Regions from separate parts of the Homo sapiens genome. Here region 1 is linked to region 2. A link is an interaction called in ENCODE POLR2A ChIA-PET data of the cell type or tissue named here. Cell type or tissue: PC-9. All regions are shown on one strand. Links, peaks and the distances in the headings refer to the core of each region. The heading gives the core; the rest is flanking DNA.

Region 1 (9,222 bases), core at 570-8,569, 350 kb after region 2:
ATATTATACATACTAATCTGCAACATACACACACACACACACACACACATACACACACACACACACACACGTAAAGTTGAGACAGGGTCTTGCTCTGTGGCCCAGGCTGGAGTGCAATGGTGTGATCATGACTCACTGCAGCTTCAACCCCCTGGGCTTAAATGATTGATGCTCCTGCCTCAGCCTTCCAAAGTGCTAGGATACAGGTGTGAGCCACCACACCAGGCCTGTATTTTTCATTTAATATATTTTGGATATGTTTTCATGTCAGTATATGTAAGTTTATGAATTCATTGTTTAACAGCTGTAAAGTATGTCATTTCCATAATTTATTTATTGAATTCTCTATTGATGGGTACTTAGATTATTGCCAATTTTTCACTATTAAGAACAATGCTTTGGTGAAAATCCTTATACACATAATCTTTGTACATTTATGCGGGTAAATTCCTAGAACTTGAGTTGAGTCAAATCACATAACTACAATAAGTATTTTGACAGAAATGATCAAATTGCCCTCCAAATAAATAACAGCAACTTGCATTCTCACTAATGGAAAATCAAAATGCCTGTTTTTTTTCTCACCAAGTATGTGAACCCATCCTGTTTCTTAATACTTGTGCCAACATTAACATCTGTGCTAACACTATTATCAATTTTATATTGATAATTGATATTTTCCAATGTGATAGTAAAAAATAGTTTCAATTTGCATTTCTTTAGTTATTAGAAAACAATGAGCACCCTGGAGTGGGGAAATTCTTTCTAGGCATGACAGGAAACTCAGAAGTCATCAACAAAAATCCTAATGAATGCAACTTTTGTGAATTGCTTGCTTATGTCCTTTGCCTATTTTTTTCTACTGGGTTTTCTTTCTAATTGCTCGAAATAAGTTTTTATTATTAAGGATGTTAATCCCTTGCCATATGTGTTGTGAATATTTTTTCCAAGGTTGTTGTCTTTTCATATGGTGTCTTGTGCCATGCAAGACATAAAATAAAAATATCCTATGGCTTCTGAATTTTGGGCTATGTTTAGAAAAGCTTTCCTCACTTCAAGATTATAAATATATTTATTCAAGTCATTTCTTTCTCTTATGGTTATTTTTTATATTAAAATCTTTGCTCTATCTGGAGTTTATTTTGGAGTGAGGAGGGAAGTAGGAATCCAATTTTAAAATTATAAATGGTTAGTTGGTTGTTCCAATACCTCTTCTTAAATTAATCCTGCCATCTCTATCATATGTCCATTTTTATTGGGGTCTAATTCTGTACTTATTCCATTTTAGGAAAAGGATCTGTTTAAAGACTTTTTTTTTTTTTTTTTTTGACGGAGTCTCGCTCTGTCGCCCAGGCTGGAGTGCAGTGGTGTGATCTTGGCTCAGTGCAAGCTCCACCTCCCAGGTTCACAACATTCTCCTACCTCAGCCTCCCGAGTAGCTGGGACTACAGGTGCCCACAACCACACCCGGCTAATTTTGTTGTGTTTTTAGTAGAGACGGGGTTTCACTGTGTTAGCCAGGATGGTCTTGATCTCCTGATCTTGTGATCCACCTGCCTCGGCCTCCCAAAGTGTTGGGATTATAGGCGTGAGCCACTGTGCCCAGCTTAAGAGGTTTTATAATACATATTAATATTTGGGAGGCAAGTCCCCCCACTCCACTCCTGCCATTACTCTTCTTTTTCTTTTTTTTATTTTTTATATATATTTTTTGAGACAGAGTCTCACTCTGTTGCCCAGGCTGGAGCGCAAGGGTTCGATCTCAGCTCACTGCAACCTCTGCCTCCTGGGTTCGAGCGATTCTCCTGTTTCAGCCTCCCGAGTAGCTGGGATTACAGGTGCCTGCCACCATGCCCAGCTGATTTTTGTATTTTTAGTAGAGACGGGGTTTCACCACGTTGGCCAGGCTGGTCTCGAACTCCTGACCTCAGGTGATCCACCCGCCTCAGCCTCCCTAAGTGCTGGGATTATAGGCATGAGCCACTGCGCCCAGCCAATACTCTTCTTTTTCATAGTGATTCTTAAATGCTTATTCCAAATGAAACTTAGAATAATTCTGACAAACTGTAAATAAAATTCTGTTGATTTTGATTTGGCCTGAATTCAACTTACACACTGATCCAGACAGAACTGTCATTTTGGCCAGGCACAGTGGCTCATGCCTGTAATCCCAGTATTTTGGGAGGCCAAGGTGGGTGGATCACCTGAGGTCAGGAGTTCGAGACCAGCTTGACCAAGATGGTGAAACCCCATTTCTACTAAAAATACAAAAAATTAGCCGAGCGTGGTGGTAGGCCCCTGTAATCCCAGCTACTTGAGAGGGTTAGGCAGAATTGCTTTAACCTGGGAGGCAGTAGTGAGCCAAGATCACAACCACTGCACTCCAGTCTGGGCAACAGAGCGAGACTCGGTCTAAAAAAAGAAAGACAAAAAACAAAAACAAAAACAAAAAACCCTGTCATTTCTACAATGTTGAGTCTTGTTACCTAAGAATGAGGTGTTTTAATTATTTTGTTTCTTCAGAATTTAAGAGTGCTCTTCAAGTAGTTTCTAAAACCTTGTGGTTTTTTTTTTCTTTTTTTTTTAAGAGATTGCATCTCACTATGTTGTCCAGGCTGGTCTCAAACTCCTAGCCTCAAGGGATCCTCCCGCCTTGGTCTCCTACAGTACTAGGATTACAGGCATAAGCCACTATGTCCAGATAGTTTATGAACATGTTCTAAATATATTCAGAGAAACTGTGTGGTTCATCTCAGGGGGCACCATTCACACTGCAGTCAATGAAATTAAAGGCACCCCCCACTTCCCTGTGAGATGTATACTAGCAACCGTGTTTTTTTTAATTGAGACAGGGTCTCATTCTGCCAACCTAGGCTGGAGTGCAGGGGTGTAAACATGGCTTACTACAGCCTCAACCTCCTGGGCTCAGGCAATGATCCCACCTCAGCCTCCCCAGCAGCTGGGACTACAGGTGTGTGCCACCACACCTGGTTAATCTTTAAATTTTCTGAAGAGATGGCGCCTCCCTCTGTTGCCCAGGCTCCTCATGAACTCCTGGCCTCTGCCTCCCAAAATGCTGGGATTACAGGCGGAAACTACCACGTCCAGCCTATTTATCTTATTTTGTTATTGTGAATGTGACATTTTCTTCCATTATACTTAAATTAGTTACTATTTGACAGAGAAAGTAGAGACAGTTATTGATGTTTGAATGCTAATTTTTTTTTTTTTTTTTTTGAGATGGAGTTCCACTTTGTCTCCCAGGCTGGAGCACAATGGCACGATCTGGGCTCACTGCAACCTCTGCCTCCTGGGTTCAAGTGATTCTCCTGCCTCAGCCTCCCACATAGCTGGGATTACAGGTGCTCGCCACCATGCCCAGCTAATTTTTGTGTTTTTAGTAGAGGTGGGGGTTTCACCATGTTGGCCAGGTTGGTCTTGAACTCCTAACCTCAGGTGATCTGCCCACCCTGGCTTCCCAAAGTGCTGGGATTATAGGTGTGAGCCACTGTGCCTGGCCTGAATGCTACTTTTTAAATCTGCTATATTACATTGTCTATTGTTTCTTTTTTTCTTTTTTAGAGATGGGAGTCTAGCTATATCCCCCAGGCTGGAGTGCAGTGGCACTATCATGATTCACAATGTAAACTTGAACTCCTGGCCTCAAGCAATCCTCCTGCCTCAGCCTCCTGATTAGCTGGAATTACAGGTGTATACCACCATGCTTGGCTTCTTATTGTTTCTTACAGTTCTTCAGTTGATCCTCTTAGATTTCCAACATCTAATCATATATAAATAATAATTTCATTTAAAACTTTTATGTACTATACTGTCACAATATTAAATAATGTGATCATGAATAGAATTTATGTTATGTCTTTTGACCTTAAGTCCAGTGCTCTTTTTTGAGTATATATTCAATCCACTAAATAGTTATTGAGCACCAACAATCTATAAAGCATTGCTATAGATGAGAAAGACATGGTAAAAAGAAAAATCATTCAGTGCCCACATTCATAATCTTTATTTATTTTTTTGAGATGAAGTCTCACTCTGTTGCCTAGGCTGGAGTTCAGTGGTGTGATCACAGCTCACTGAAGCCTCAAACTCCTGGGTTCAAGCGATCCTCCCATCTCAGCCTCCCAAGTAGCTGGGACTATAGCCATGTATCACCATATCTAGTTAATTTTTATTTATTTTTTGTAGAGATGGGGGCTCCTTGTGTTGCCTAGGCTGGTCTCCAACTCCTGGGCTGAAGTGATCCGACTGCCTCAGCCTCCCAAAGTGCTGGGATTACAGGCATGAGCCACTGTGCCCAACCTCATAATCTTTTCTTATCCCAACAAACAGATCTAGAGCCACAATAAAAACCCAGTTGATAATTCTTGCAATGTTAAAACCTATCCAGCAAATTCAATATTCTATCCTACTAAACTGAAATGTGACCATATGCAAAAATTATTCTCCAAGGACAGGAGTGTTTCGTTTTTGTTATTTTTTAGGAAGAGGGAAGCAGAATGAGCTGGGACTAAGGAAGTGAGTGAACAATGGGCATGCTAAGTAGATATTTACCTGAAAGCCAAATACATAAAATAAACAAGGGGCTGAATCTCCCCCGCTCAGAAAGCTAGAAGCAGAGCTTTCTGAAAGCATGAGTAATGTGACCTAAGGCAGAGTTTAACCTCAGGGGGAAGGTATAAGAAAAGAAAGCATGCATGAGCATATTTTTAAGTCTGTGAACTGCAATCGTGTGTAGCGAACAACCTAGTGAGATGAGACAGCAATGTAATAAATGTCATAATAAAGTTAAGTATTAACATAAGGTGCTAAAAGAGAATCTTTCTCAAAGGTGAGTCACTCATTTGGCAAGTGTGTATTGAGTACCTATTGAATGTCAGGCCCCAATCTACACACGACATGCCAAACAAAAATAGGCAGGATCCCTATTATAAGCTTACGGTCTACTGAGGGAGGTGGCTTTTATTTAAGAAAACATATAAATATGTGTGTGTATGATGTATATATTATTAGAAATTGTGCTAAGTGCTATACGGGAAATAATTCCATGAGAAAATAAGGTGACATAACTTACATTTGGGGCCTCAGGGAAAGCCTCTCTGAGAAGGCAGCCTTTAAGTTGAAAAGTGAGGGATGAATAAGCAGAGAGCATACCAGGCAGGAGTGATTTTTGGAGTGAAGTCTTCTGGGATGAGCGGCCTTCTATTCCCTCTGATGAACAGAGAGGAAAGGGAATCTCACTTATGCAAAAGCATGAAAGCACAGGTGTGACAGGTATGAGGAACTACAAGTTACCATAGCTCAGTAAGGGGACACGTGGACATGGAAACACCAGGAAAAGAGAAAAACAAAACGCAAAAATATGAAGAAGATGGAAGAGGAACAAACTAGAAATCCAATTCAGTATGTGTTGATTATTTACTATGTGCTTAGCAATATCTTAGGGGATTCTTAAAGCGGAAAAAGAATGGCTCCTCCTCTCAAGAAACTCGGAGTCTAAATGGGTAGATACTGACTGCATCCTCGACTAGATTCTTTTTTTTTTTCTTTTTTGAGACGGAGTCTCGCTCTGTTCCCAGGCTGGAGTGCAGTGGCGCAACCACGACTCACTGCAAGCTCCGCCTCCCGGGTTCACGCCATTCTCTTGCCTCAGCCTCAAGAGTAGCTGAGACTACAGGCGCCCGCCACCACGCCCGGCTAACTTTGTTTTTGTACTTTTAGTAGAGATGGGGTTTCACGGTGTTAGCCAGAATGGTCTCGATCTCCTGACCTCGTGATCTGCCCGCCTAGGCCTCCCAAAGTCCTGGGACTACAGGCGTGAGCCACTGCGCCCGGCCGACTAGATTCTTTTAATATCATAAACTGTGTTTTTGTTTTCCCAATCAGTAACTCCTAAAATGAATTTTTAAATTAACAAATGAATCTTACTTCCTGCCACAGGCCCCAGCTACTACTTTACAGCAATCTATGGCTAAAAATCACTGTTTTACTGGCTGCTTCTCAAAAGGCCAATAATGCTGATGAGGCTCTTCAGAGAGTGAGAAGTACTTTTTTTTTTTTTTTAAATCACCTCTTCATAGCCTCCTCCCAATAAGTACTTATAATTATATATAAGTAACAAGTTAATTTTTTCTTTACATATAGCATACTAGCTCTTTAAAAAATCTCATCTTTCCTGTTTCAGGATCTCAGATAGAAAAAAGTTAGGAACTGTTATTGAGGCTATTAAGCTTGAACGTCCTTGCTCTAATCTTTGCAAAGATAAAACCCACAATGCTCATTAAGCTGCTTGGATAAGCTGTTGTTTTACTTCTTACTGGAGGAGCTTAACAATGAAAAACAAAGCTAGCATGAGTTCTATCTACAAAAAGTGATGTCCTAATTTGAATTCAGTTCTAACATACTGTAATAATTCAATTAGTTCTGTGACTGAGGCAGAATGTCCCAGCCTTATGACAGTTCTCTTATTTTCTTCCTGTATTTTCCCTTTATTACTATGGTTTGGAACCCACATTTCAGTCTTATCCCTAGAGTCTAAGATAATTAAAATAGCACACATGGAGTTATATTTATTTGAGGGGGTAGGAGACAGCTGTGACTCTTTCAAGGCTGGGACTGGAGACAGTAAGCAATAGGCAGAGGTGTTTTGTTTTATTATATATATACACATACATTTTTTGAGTCAAGGTCTTGTTCTGTGGCCCAGGCTGGAATGCAGTGTTATGAACACAGCTCACTGCAGCCTCAACTTTCTGGGCTCAAGCGATCCTCCCAACTCAGCCTCCCGAGTAGCTGGGACTACAAGTGTGTGTTGCCACGCCTGGCTAACCTTATTTTTATAGAGACAGGGCCTTGCTATGTTGCCAGGTTGGTTGTGACCTCTTGGGCTCTAGCTATCCTCTTGCCTCGGCCTCCCAAAGTGCTGGGATTATAGGTGTGAGCCACCACACCAGCCATGTTTTGTTTTTAATTGGAGAAAGAAGCAATTCTATTAACAATTACCAACACACTGCCAAACTCTCAAGCAGAAATGAACATTGGTTCTTCTGTGCTGCTCTCTTCTTTGCTCAGCAGGCTCATACTACATGGGAGGAGGCAGTGCAGTGTGGGAGTCTGCCCAGGAGAAACAGTAACTTGCTGCTGGAGCAGGGTGTCCTAGAGGAGACCAGGAATTTGTTACAAGAACATGGTGGAGAAATTGATCTTGAAAAGAAGAGGTGGCTGGGCACGGTGGCTCACACTTGTAATGCCAGCACTTTGGGAGGCCGAGGTGGGTGGATCACTTGAGGTCAGCAATTCAAGACCAGCCTGACCAACATGGTGAAACCCCGTCTCTACCCAAAATACAAAAATTAGGATGGGCGCAGTGGCTCACGCCTGTAATCCCAGAACTTTGGGAGGCCGAGGTGGGTGGATCACCTGAGGTCAGGGGTTCGAGACCAGCCTGGCCAACATGATGAAACCCCATCTCTACTGAAAACACAAAAAATTAGCTGGGCATGGTGGCGGGCGCCTGTAATCCCAGCTACTCGGGAGGCTGAGGCAGGAGATTGCTTGAACCCAGGAGGCAGAGGTTGCAGTAAGCCAAGATCGCACCATTGCACTCTAGCCTGGGCAGTAAGAGCAAAACTCCGTCTCGGAAAAAAAAAAAAAAAAAAAAAATTAGCCGGGTGTGATGGTGCATGCCTGTAGTACCAGCTACTCAGGAAGCTGAGACAGTGAATTGCTTGAACCCAGGAGGCGGAGGTTACAGGGAGCTGAGATCATGCCACTGCATTCCAGCGTGAGCCATATAGCGACACTCCATCTTAAGAAAAAAGAAAGAAAAGAAGAGAAGAGGTACTTCTTCTTTTAACCTAGAAGAATAAGAATGGGTTCAGATAGAGATAAGAAGGGAGGTATAAGTTGGAAGGTAAGAAATGAGAAAGGTTTATGCCTTACGGTGATTCCCAAGTTTTCTTGGTTCTCAGAGCCCTTAGTGTTTCAGAATTTCTTTATGGCGCTCCCTGGACCAATAGAAAAATCTAACAGTTCCATTTACCAGGTACAGTTCAAACAACCTAATAAGTAGTTATGCCTGGATAATTTAGCAGCTGTTTGAAAAATAAATTGAGCACTATAGATAGAGTGGCTCTAGTTTTGATTTTTTTTTTTTTTTTTTTTTGAGACGGAGTCTCACTCTGTCGCCCAGGCTGGAATGCAGTGGGGCAATCTCAGCTCACTGCAACCTCTGCCTCCAGGGTTCAAGCAATTCTCCTGTCAGCCTCCCGAGATTACTACAGGGGATTACTACAGGCATGTGCCACCACGCCCACCTGGCTAGGTTTGATTTTTTTTAACTGCACATATAATTCACCCAACGACTATTATTCAGTGGTTTCTGGTATATTCAGAACTGTGCAATTATCACCTCTAAAAGAAACCCTGGGCTCATTAGCAGTCACGACTCCTTCCCTGTCATTTCCCCATCCCTAGGCTACCACAAATCTACTTTCTGTCTCTATACTACATTCCTTTTTTTTTTTTTTTTGAGTTGGAGTCTTGCTGTGTCGCCCAGCCTAAAGTGCAGTGGCTTGATCTCAGCTCACTGCAGCCTCCGCCTCCCGGGTTCAAGCAATTCTCCTGCCTCAGCCTCTCGAGTAGCTAGAATTACAGGTGCACGCCACCATTCCCAGCTAATTTTTGTATTTTTTTAGTAGAGACGAGGTTTCACCGTGTTGGCTAGGCTGGTCTCGAACCCCTGACCATGTGATCTGCCTGCCTTGGCCTCCCAAAGTGCTGGGATTACAGGCGTGAGCCACCACGCCCGACAACTACATTCCTTTCTATCATAGCTGATTAATATTCCATTGTATGGATATACCACATTTTGTTTATCCATTCATTAGTTGATGGGCATTTGGTTTGTTTCCACTTTTTGGCTATTTTGAATAATGCCGCTGTGAACATTCACGTATAAGTTTTTGTGTGAAATTTTTTTTTTGTTTTGTTTTGTTTTGAGATGGAGTCTCGCTCTGTCGCCCAGGCTGAAGTGCAATGGTGTGATCTCGGCTCACTGCAACCTCCGCCTCCTGGGTTCAAGCGATTCTCCTGCCTCAGCCTCCTGAGTAGCTGGGATTACAGGCCCGCACCACCACACCTGGCTAATTTTTGTATTTTTAGTACAGACGCAATTTCACCACGTTGGTGAGGCTGGTCTCGAAC
Region 2 (9,222 bases), core at 649-8,648:
ATCCAAATCGGGTTCAGCACTTGGAGAAGCTGCTAGTATTGGTCCCTGGGCCTGTATCTGAAACCAGTACTAGCCATGGTCTGTGGAAGAGGTATCTTTTTTGTTTGACTCTATTCACCATCTAAGAGATACTGAGAGATCAGTGATTCGGCCCTGCCCAACTGAACAATAAATATCTTATATCTAGTTGTGAATTTTGAGAATTGCAGTGTTTAAATGAAGGGAAAGAGCTGCTTGTTTCATTTGGTAAATCCCTTATATGATAAAACATCTAGGAGAGAGGCTTTGTCACAAATCCAGTTGCCCATTTTGCTGTTTCCATGAAATATTTCAAAGTAGAGAAACTAATAGACTTCCATGTATCTGCTGCACAGATTGCCTTTTACTCCCAATATACTGGGGTGCTGTTGCCTGGCTGCACGGAAGGTTGTGGGGTGTGAGGGCACTTGGACATTCGGGCTTGCTGTGTCTCTGTTAGAAACTAATGGGGCGTTGTCCCTGAGCGTGAGGGACACCTCTGGCATCTTGTTTCCTCTACCTGAGGAAGTGCAGCCATGCTTGTTGGGAAGACTTGGGAGAGGACCATGTACCACTGAGGCAGGTAACACCCTTTGCCTCTGTACCTCCCTGTGGGCCTGGCAGTGGGGCTGGGCCCAGGGCCAGCAGTCCACCTACCCTGGCTAGGAACCTGAACTCCTGCATAATTTCAAGGCCCTTCTGGGCAACACCTTGCCTTGCCATGTGGACTGGCCACCTCATCTTTCCTTGTCTCCAGACACCCCCACCACCTCCTTCCCCCAGCCAGAGACTCCAGAATCCCAGATCCTCACAGCAAGACACATCCTCCCCCAGGGACCCCGTGTCTGTTCAGTGGAGAGGCTCTGGGAAGGGGAGGGAACGACTTCCTCTTTATTCCCGTAGCTTCCATTTGAGTGGCCGACAAGTGTCTCAAATAGCATTTCAGATTGTGCCCCCCCCCCACTCCACCCCCGCCTTCCTCCTAGAAAATGCAGCTGGTGCTCGTGTGCAGCCACTGTTCAGACACGTGGAGGCCACAGTGCTCGCTTGGAACCCTCTGGGACCACCGACTTTCAGTGGCTTCTACTGAAGGGAAGGGCCGACTATTTTGATTTGGGTTTGACAGATAATACTGAGTTTGAAAAATAATTTCCCATCATTAAGCCAGACATCAAGAGGCCAAAGTAAATTCTAGGTCATCTCTCCCCTCACTGAGTGAGTTCCCTGTAACCAGCATTCCAGAAGAGGGCGAAAGGGGAAGAATCAAGTCCTTTTTTTTTAGATGTTGCCCAAACCAGATCGCTAAACAGTATCATACCTTTTTACTGCGATTTCTTATCATTTTAAGATAGATACCCAGTTTTTATTTTAGGAGTAAACACTTAAACTGAGGAAGCACACCTGTTGTTTCTCACTTCCTATTCAGCCAACACTAATGCCTTCTCTGTACTGAGAACAGCTGATCCTCCCAAAGCGTGTGTGTCTCCCTGTCTTCGTGGGGCCCTTGCTGTTCTCACCATAAGCCCAGAAGACTCAAGGATGCTCAGCGGGTCGTGCAGCCCTCTCCACCACCTATTCCAGAAAGTCCTCCTCACCCTAAAAGGAAGCCCCATTCCCACCAGCAGTCACTCCTCACTCCCCTTCCCCCAGCCTCTAGCAGCTACCAGTCTGCTCTCTGTAGATGTGCCGATTCTGAATAGTTCATAGAAATGGAATCATGCAATATTTGTCCTTCTGTGTCTGGCTTCCTTTACTTCGCAGAATGCTTTCAAGGTCCATCCATGTTGTAGCGTGCGTCATACCTCATTCCCTTTTTTTTTTTTTTTTTGAGATGGAGTCTTGCTCTGTCGCCCAGGCTGGAGTGCAATGGCGTGATCTCGGCTCACTGCAACCTCCACCTCCCGGGTTCAAGCAATTCTCCTGCCTCAGCCTCCCGAGTAGCTGGGACTACAGGTGCACACCACCATGCCCAGCTAATTTTTGTATTTTTAGTAGAGACAGGGTTTCACCATGTTGGCCAGGATGGTCTCGAGCTCCTGACCTCGTGATCCGCCCGCCTCGGCCTCCCAAACGCTCGTTCCTTTTTATAGCTAATATTCTATTGTTTGGATATAGCACATTTCATTTCATCAGTTGATGGATATTTGAGTTGTTTCTACCTTTTGGCTATTGTGAATAATGCGCTGTGAACATTGTGTACCGATTTTTGTTTGAACACTTGTTTTCAGTTCTTTTGGGTATATGCCTAGGAGTGAGATTGCTGGGTCATATGGATGGTCATTTTTGTTTGTGTGTTTAAGACAGAGTCTCGCTCTGTTGCCCAGGCTGGAGTATAGTGGCGCCATCTCAGCTCACTGCAACCTCTAACTCCTGGGTTCAAGCGATTCTCCTGCCTCAGCCTCCCAAGTAGCTGGGATTACAGGCAAGCACCACCATGCCCGGCTAATTTTTGTATTCTTAGTAGGGATGGGGTTTCACCATGTTGGCCAGGCTGGTCTCAAACTTCTGACCTCAGGTGATCCACCCATCTCGGCCTCCCAAGGTGCTGGGATTACAAGCTTGAGCCACCATACCTGGCTTTGGATGGTAATTTTATGTTTAACTTGCCGAAGAACCACCAAACTGTTTTCCATATCAGCTGCCCCATTTTACATTCTCACCAGCAATATACAAGGGTTCCAATTGTAGTTCCACGTCCTTTATGACCCTTGTTTTTTGTTGAGACAGGGTCTCATTCTGTCACCTAGACTGGAATGCGATGGTACAATGATGGCTCACTGCAGCCTTGAACTCCTGGGCTCAAGCTGTCCTCTCGCCTCAGCTTCCTGAGTAGCTGGGACTACAGGTGCATGCCACCATACCTGGCTATTTTTTTTTAATGTAGAAAAGGGGTCTCACTATATTGCCCAGACTGGTCTTGAACTTACGGGCTTAAGCAATCCTCCTGCCTCAGCCTCCCAAAGTGCTGGGGTTAGAGGCATGAGCCATGGTGCCTGGCCATGCTAACAAGTTATTTTTCAGTTTGAAAAAGAATAGGTATCCCAGCAGGTGTGAAGTAGTATGTCATTGTAATTTTCATTTACATTTACCTAACATCTAAAGGTGGTGAGCATCTTTTCATGTGCTTGTTTGGCCATTTGTATATCTTTTTTGGTGAAATGCCTGTTCAAGTCCTTTGCCCATTTTTTAATCGGGTTTTCTTTTTGTTATTGAGTTGTTAGAGTTCTTTTCATATTCTGGATACTAGACCCTTATATAATTTGCAAATATGTTCTCCCATTCTGTGGGTTTTTTCACTTTCTTGATAGTATCCTTTGCACAAAAATGTTTAATTTTTATGAAGTCTGGTTTATCTGTTTTCTTTTTAGTTGCTTGCACCCTTGGTGTCATAGCTAAGAAACCATTATCAAATCCAGGGTCATGAAGCTTTACCTTTGTATTCTTCTAAGAGTTGTGTGGTTTCAGCTCTTCTGTTTAGGTTTGTGATTCATGTTGAAATCGTTTTTTTCCTGTGGTGTGAGGGGGGATCCACCTTTATTCTTGTCCATATGGCTCTCCAGTTGTCCCAGCATCATTTGTTAAAGACGCTGTTCTTTCCCTGGTGAATGGGCTTGGCTCTCAATTTTATTCCATCAATCTGTATGTCTGTCCTTATGCCAGTATCATACTACCTTGAGCCAGATGCACTTTTAAAAGATCCAAGGCTGGGTGCGGTGGCTCACCACACCTGTAATCCTAGCACTTTTGGGAGGCCACAGCAGATTGGATTGCTTGAGCTTAGGAGTTCAAGACCTGCCTGGACAACATAGTGAGACCTTGTCTCTACAAAAAATACAAAAATTAGCCAGATGTGGTGGTGAGTGCCTGTAGACTAAGCTACTCAGGAGGCTGAGGGAGGAGAATCATTTGAGCCCAGCAGGTTGAGGTTGCAGTGAGCTGTGGTTGTGCAATTGCACTCCAGCCTGAGTGACAGACAGACCCTGTCTCAAAAAAATTAAAAATAAAAATAAAGTATCTGAAAAGACATACAAAACTAGGTTTTGTCTGGGAGGACAAGTAGTTTGGTATTGCTGGAACATCAAGTGTGCATGGAAGTGGTTGTGTGAAGGCTGGAATTAAGGACGTGAGAGACAGTGACTGTGTGAAGGAGACGCAGCAAGCTCCGGAGCCTGCCTGAGTGTTGGCAGATAACGGGGACATGAGATGTGTCCATGCTCTCAACAAGCTCAGAATCTCTTTGTAGAAGCAGACATGGGATTCCAAGCCTGATGGAAGTGTAAGGGAACCCCCTTAAGAACACTGAGGAGATGGTGGGGCCTGGCTGCGTGTATGAGTGGGGAAAACATTAAAGAGAATGGCATTTGAGCTAGAACTGAAGGCTGAGTAGATCAAAAGCTTTGTGTGGGGGTGAGAGTTTGGGAACGGGAAGAGGGCATTTCATGCTGAAGAAACAGGCATTGAAACAGGGCAGGGTCAGAGAACATTTGAGAATCTGAGAGTGGCCCAGCATTCCTGAAATAAAGGAGAGACTCATCTCTCCCATACATTGAGAGATGAGTCCTGGAAAAATAAGTGTGGGGGAGACAGCGGCTGAGCTCAAACCCCATGCTACGGAGTTTGAACTTTCTCCCGCAGGCAGTGGGGAGCCACTGGCATCTTGTGAGCAGGGGAATGGTCTGATGGACCTTTAGAAAGGTCAGTCCAATAACAGTATGAAAATATGATTGGAGGCAGCTGTGCTCACCACTGTACCACCAACACTGAAAATACGATTGGGAGAAAGATGAGGGAAGGTGTTCTGATTGTCTGGTCTATAGAGGCTGGGGTTAATGCAGGGAGGAATAACGTGTTCATTTGGACTATTTTCACATACATAGTAGTCGAGGGAATCATATAGGGAAGCCCCAGGTCCCCATTGCCCAGCCTTGGCCATCATCCACTGCAACCCATCTTGTCTTATCCAGGCCTCCTCCTCCATATGCATGGCCCTCTCTTCACACTACATTATTTTGAAGCAAATCTCAGTCATCGTATTTTATTTGTAAGTCCCACCTGTGGTATCCTCCAACAAGGACTCCAAGAACCAGAACGTGATTGCCTCACCTAAAAATATTAACTGCAATTCCTTACTCTCAGGAGTAAGCATTAAATCTCCCCTCCCCTCCTCCCTTTTTCATTTGGTTGGTTTGGGTCCTGAATTGAATTGAGTCCTGAGATCCAAATCAGGTACACACATTACACTAGGTTGTGATATGTGCTGGTTCCTCCTCTCCTTTTTCTCCTTGCAATTTAATTGTTAAATCAGGTTGTTCCCATACGTTTGAGAGATATGATAGTCAACCAAGGGTGATTTTGCCCCCCAAGGGACATTTGGCAATGTTTGGAGACGCTCTTAGTTGTCGCCGCTTGGGGGGAGGGGCTGCTTGCATGTAACAGGGCCCACAGCAGAGGCTCACCTGGGCTGAAGTGTGGTGGCTCGACTGCCCGGTGCTGCGGGAGGACACCTCCTGCCATTCCCCCACGTTCCCTGGTTCCCTGCGTCCAGATCGCTTTGCTTTTGGTTAACACACTCCTCTCTCTCTTGTATTTTCCTAAGAACTGGTGGTTAGACCTCAGGGCTTGATCAGGTTCAGGCTGGACTTTCCGGCATTAAAAATACTTCTTAAGTGGCATATCACTTAGTCCTTGGCACATAAGTGGTGGCAGTTTGTTCCGTTTACGATAAAATTGCAGAAAGGGAGGATTTTGAGAGGCACTGGAGCATGGAATTGCTCCGGTGTGAGGTGTAAGGGGGAAGTTGGGGTCCAGCATTTGGCTCAACCCCAGACCCAGAGTCCAGGGACTGAGGCTGGGGCTTGGCTGCAGCACTGACTGGGTGATTTCAGGCGCTCACCCCACAGCCTGAGCCTTGCTTTCCTCTCTGTAAGCTAAGGATGCGCCAGCTCGGCCTGAACCATGGAATGCAGCGTGGGGCAGCCGCTCCCCAGCCTTCCTCCCTAGCCGTCTCCCTCCAGCTACAGGTGCCTTGCGGTGCCGCCACTGGAGGAGTCTTTGCAGGTTTATGGGACATCAGAGCAGGGAGGGAGCCGGGTGTCGGGGCTGCGGCAGGGTCCCCACCGGGCTGTCCACGAACCAGCGAACCAGCGGTGTTGGTGGTGTCTGGTGCCCAGGAGGAGGGCTTGTTTACAGCTGCCGTATTTCCCGGGACCCTGGCTTCTGTCCTCAGGGACCCCTTCAGACCTTCCCCACCCTCCGAAGCCTCAACCCGCCCTGCGCCTCCCGGTGGCACAGCGACCTTGGCGGCTTTGGCCCCTGAGCCGCTAGGCTGCCAAGGCGCGCTGTGCGCGTGGGGCCAGGCTCGACCTCACTCCTGTTGTCGCTGCAGACCCGCGTGGGCTCCCGCCGGGCCCTCCTGCCGCCCCCCAGCCTCCCCGCCCCTGCCCTTGCCAGCCTGCGCCTTCCTGGGCGCCTGACGCACCCCTCTGCCCCAACCACGTTTTCTCAAGAGTGTTGTCTGTCCCGGCCTTCCAAGGAGACCCTTAGCTCCCGCCGGCCGCCTCCGGAGCCTCCGGCATGGGCCCCAGGCCGGGGTCCCGCCTTTGCCCCGGCCTCCGCTGCCTCGCCCCGGAGCCCGGAGGAGGGGAGCCGGCCACCCGGGGAAGAAGCGGAGGACGCCGATCTGGCCTCCTGCGTTGCGCGCTCCAACCCTCTGCTTGGCCGCCCGCGAACCGCGCTCTCCCGTTTCCTTTCCGTCCCGTCTCGGGGGCTTCATCCTCCAGCCGTGGCCGTGGCCGTGGCCAGGTGTACCGGAGCGGCACCCAGGAGCCCGCCCTAGCACCCGCTCCCGCTCCCACCTCGTCTGCGCCCACCCGCTCTGGGCAGCTGCTCCCAAGGGAGCCCCTCGCCCTCTCTCTCTCCTTCCCTCATTCCCTTCATCCTTCTCTCCCTGTGTGCCTCCTTCCCTCCCTCCCTCTCTCCCCCTTCTCTCTTTCTCCCTCTCCCACTCCCTCTCTCCCCACCCTTTCTTCCCCTCCCCCCTCCCCCTCCCCCTTCTTCCCCTCCCCCTCCCCATCCCTCTCTCTCCCCTCTCTCTTTTTCCCCCTCCCCCTCCCTCTCTTTCCTCTTTCTCTCTCCCCCTCCCCCTCCCTCTCTCCTCCCTCTCTCTTTCTCCCCCTTCCCCCTCTCTCCCCCCCTTTCTCCCCATTCCCCTCCCTCTCTCCCCCTTCCCCTCCCTCTCTCCCCCTTCCCCTCCCTCTCCCCCTTCCCCTCCCTCTCTCCCCTTCTCTCTCTCTTTCTCCCCTTCCCTCTCTCTCCCCTCTGGCTCTTTCTCCCCTTCCCTCTCTCTCCCCCCCTTTCTCCCCATTCCCCTCCCTCTCTCCCCCTTCCCCTCCCTCTCTCCCCCTTCCGCTCCCTCTCCCCCTTCCCCTCCCTCTCTTTCCTCTTTCTCTCTCCCCCTCCCCCTCCCTCTCTCCTCCCTCTCTCTTTCTCCCCTTCCCTCTCTCTCCCCCCCTTTCTCCCCATTCCCCTCCCTCTCTCCCCCTTCCCCTCCCTCTCTCCCCCTTCCCCTCCCTCTCCCCCTTCCCCTCCCTCTCTCCCCTTCTCTCTCTCTTTCTCCCCTTCCCTCTCTCTCCCCTCTGTCTCTTTCTCCCCCCCTTTCCACTTTCTCTCTTTCTCCCCCCTTCCCCTCCCTCTCTCTCCCCTCTCTCTTTCTCCCCTTCCCCCTGCCTCTCTTTCCCCTTTCTCTCTTGTTCTCCCCCTTCCCCTCCCTCTCTCCTCCCTCTCTTTTCCTCCTCCCCCCTTCCCCTCCCTCTTTCTCCCCCTCTGCCCTCTCCCCCTTCCCCCTCCCCTCCCTCTCCCTCTCTCTTTCTCCCCCTCCCTCTCTGCCCCCCTCTCTCCCTCTCCCCCCTCCCTTCCCCCTCCCCCTCCCCCTCCCCTCTCTCTTTCTCTTCCTCCCTCTCTCCTCCTCTCTTTGTCCCTCTCCCCCTCTCTCTTTCTCCCCCTCTTTTCTCTCTACCCCCTCTTTTTCCCCCTCCCCCTCTCTCTCTCCTCCTCTCTCTTTCTCCCCCCTTCTCCCCCTCTCCCCCTCCCCCTCCCTCTCTCCCCATTTCTCTTTCTCCCCTCCCCCTCTCTCTCTCCCCCCCCTTTCTCCCCCTCTCTTTCCCCCTCCCTCTCTCCCACTCTCTCTCCTTCTCCCCCTCTCTGAGCCCAGGTTCTTGGTGGCATCTGCTTTGGGCAGCTCTGCAGCTCCTTCCTCAGGGAGATCACCTCACCTTCCCAGGGACAGACAATGTCTCATGCGGAGAGGCCCTGCCCTCCTGAGCTGATGTCCCATCGGGGAGGAAGATGCCCCCTCAGAGTTGGTGGGAGCACCAGGTCACGGTGTTGTGGGGCAGGCAGCTGGTGGCTGGGCTGGGCAGAGCAGGCAGACTGGCTCCTCTCTCTGGTCTTGGCCCTGACGAGAGAATGGAGTGGGGCATGGTGGCCAAAAGGCCAAGGGCCCCTTTGGAACTGTGCCCGAGGGCTGACTTATTTTCTCAGGGGCAGAAGCCTATCCTCAGTGTGTCCCCATGGCAGTCAAGACCCATGGACTTGCTTCCCAGCCCCCTAGGCTGGGCCACCTTCCATGCAGCCGACCTTCCAGCGGGGGTCAGAAGCCACGGGGGAGCCCTGTCATTGGCCTCTACCCAAGGTCCTCGCTGTGAGTGCTGGGCTGGCACTATAGTGAAATAAAAAGGAGATGGAGAACATTATCTACTGGAACACGCACGTATGTGACTGAACATCTAAAGCCAGGACAGCTCCTAGGAGCAGCTCCTCCAGACTGTGGAATCAATGCCAGGGGCACCCAGAGAAGGCGGAGCAGAAACCTGTCTAACTGGGGGATTCTGTGGAGGAGCTGGTTATGGAGGGGCTTTTAGGGAAGAAAGACCCAGGCTTTCATGGCAAAAGATTGACAGATGTCAAGCTCAGAGCCCAAGAAAGTACCTTTTGAGGAAAAAGCCACAGACTGAGGGAGAGAAGGGAACCGAGACCCCTGCCTCCCAGGTCAGAGGCTGCCTGCTGTTCCGGGCAGTCTGTCACATGAGACAGCTCTTTCCAGGCATTCCTAAGCACCTTAGTAGAAAGTAAAGCAGCTCTTATTGCTTATGAAAATTTCATTCAAGGATGAGAACAAATTAATGTCTGGGGCTGGAGTTGGTGTGT

What was found. Peaks named below come from ENCODE experiments on the same cell type or tissue, not always from the same donor. Only the 100,000 strongest peaks of a DNase experiment are listed, where the experiment ranks them.
Region 1: POLR2A ChIA-PET joins it to region 2 with 11 read pairs; 6 of 35 experiments call an interaction of 5 or more read pairs at or near these places.

Annotation. Positions count from the first base shown.
Region 1 is chr14:102,120,973-102,130,194 of GRCh38, forward strand. It overlaps a transcript of HSP90AA1 not described here. Among named protein-coding and RNA genes, the nearest start is that of WDR20, 14 kb to the right of the region's middle. In PC-9, for the core only: no CTCF peak of the experiment used is centred there; DNase peaks (open chromatin) are centred at 3,659, 4,659 and 5,259; H3K4me3 peaks cover 1,241 bases; H3K27ac peaks cover 3,555 bases.
Region 2 is chr14:101,775,053-101,784,274 of GRCh38, forward strand. All of the region lies in intron 2 of PPP2R5C (protein phosphatase 2 regulatory subunit B'gamma), which reads left to right. Among named protein-coding and RNA genes, the nearest start is that of PPP2R5C, 18 kb to the left of the region's middle. RefSeq lists a silencer at 6,584-6,853. In PC-9, for the core only: no CTCF peak of the experiment used is centred there; no DNase peak of the experiment used is centred there.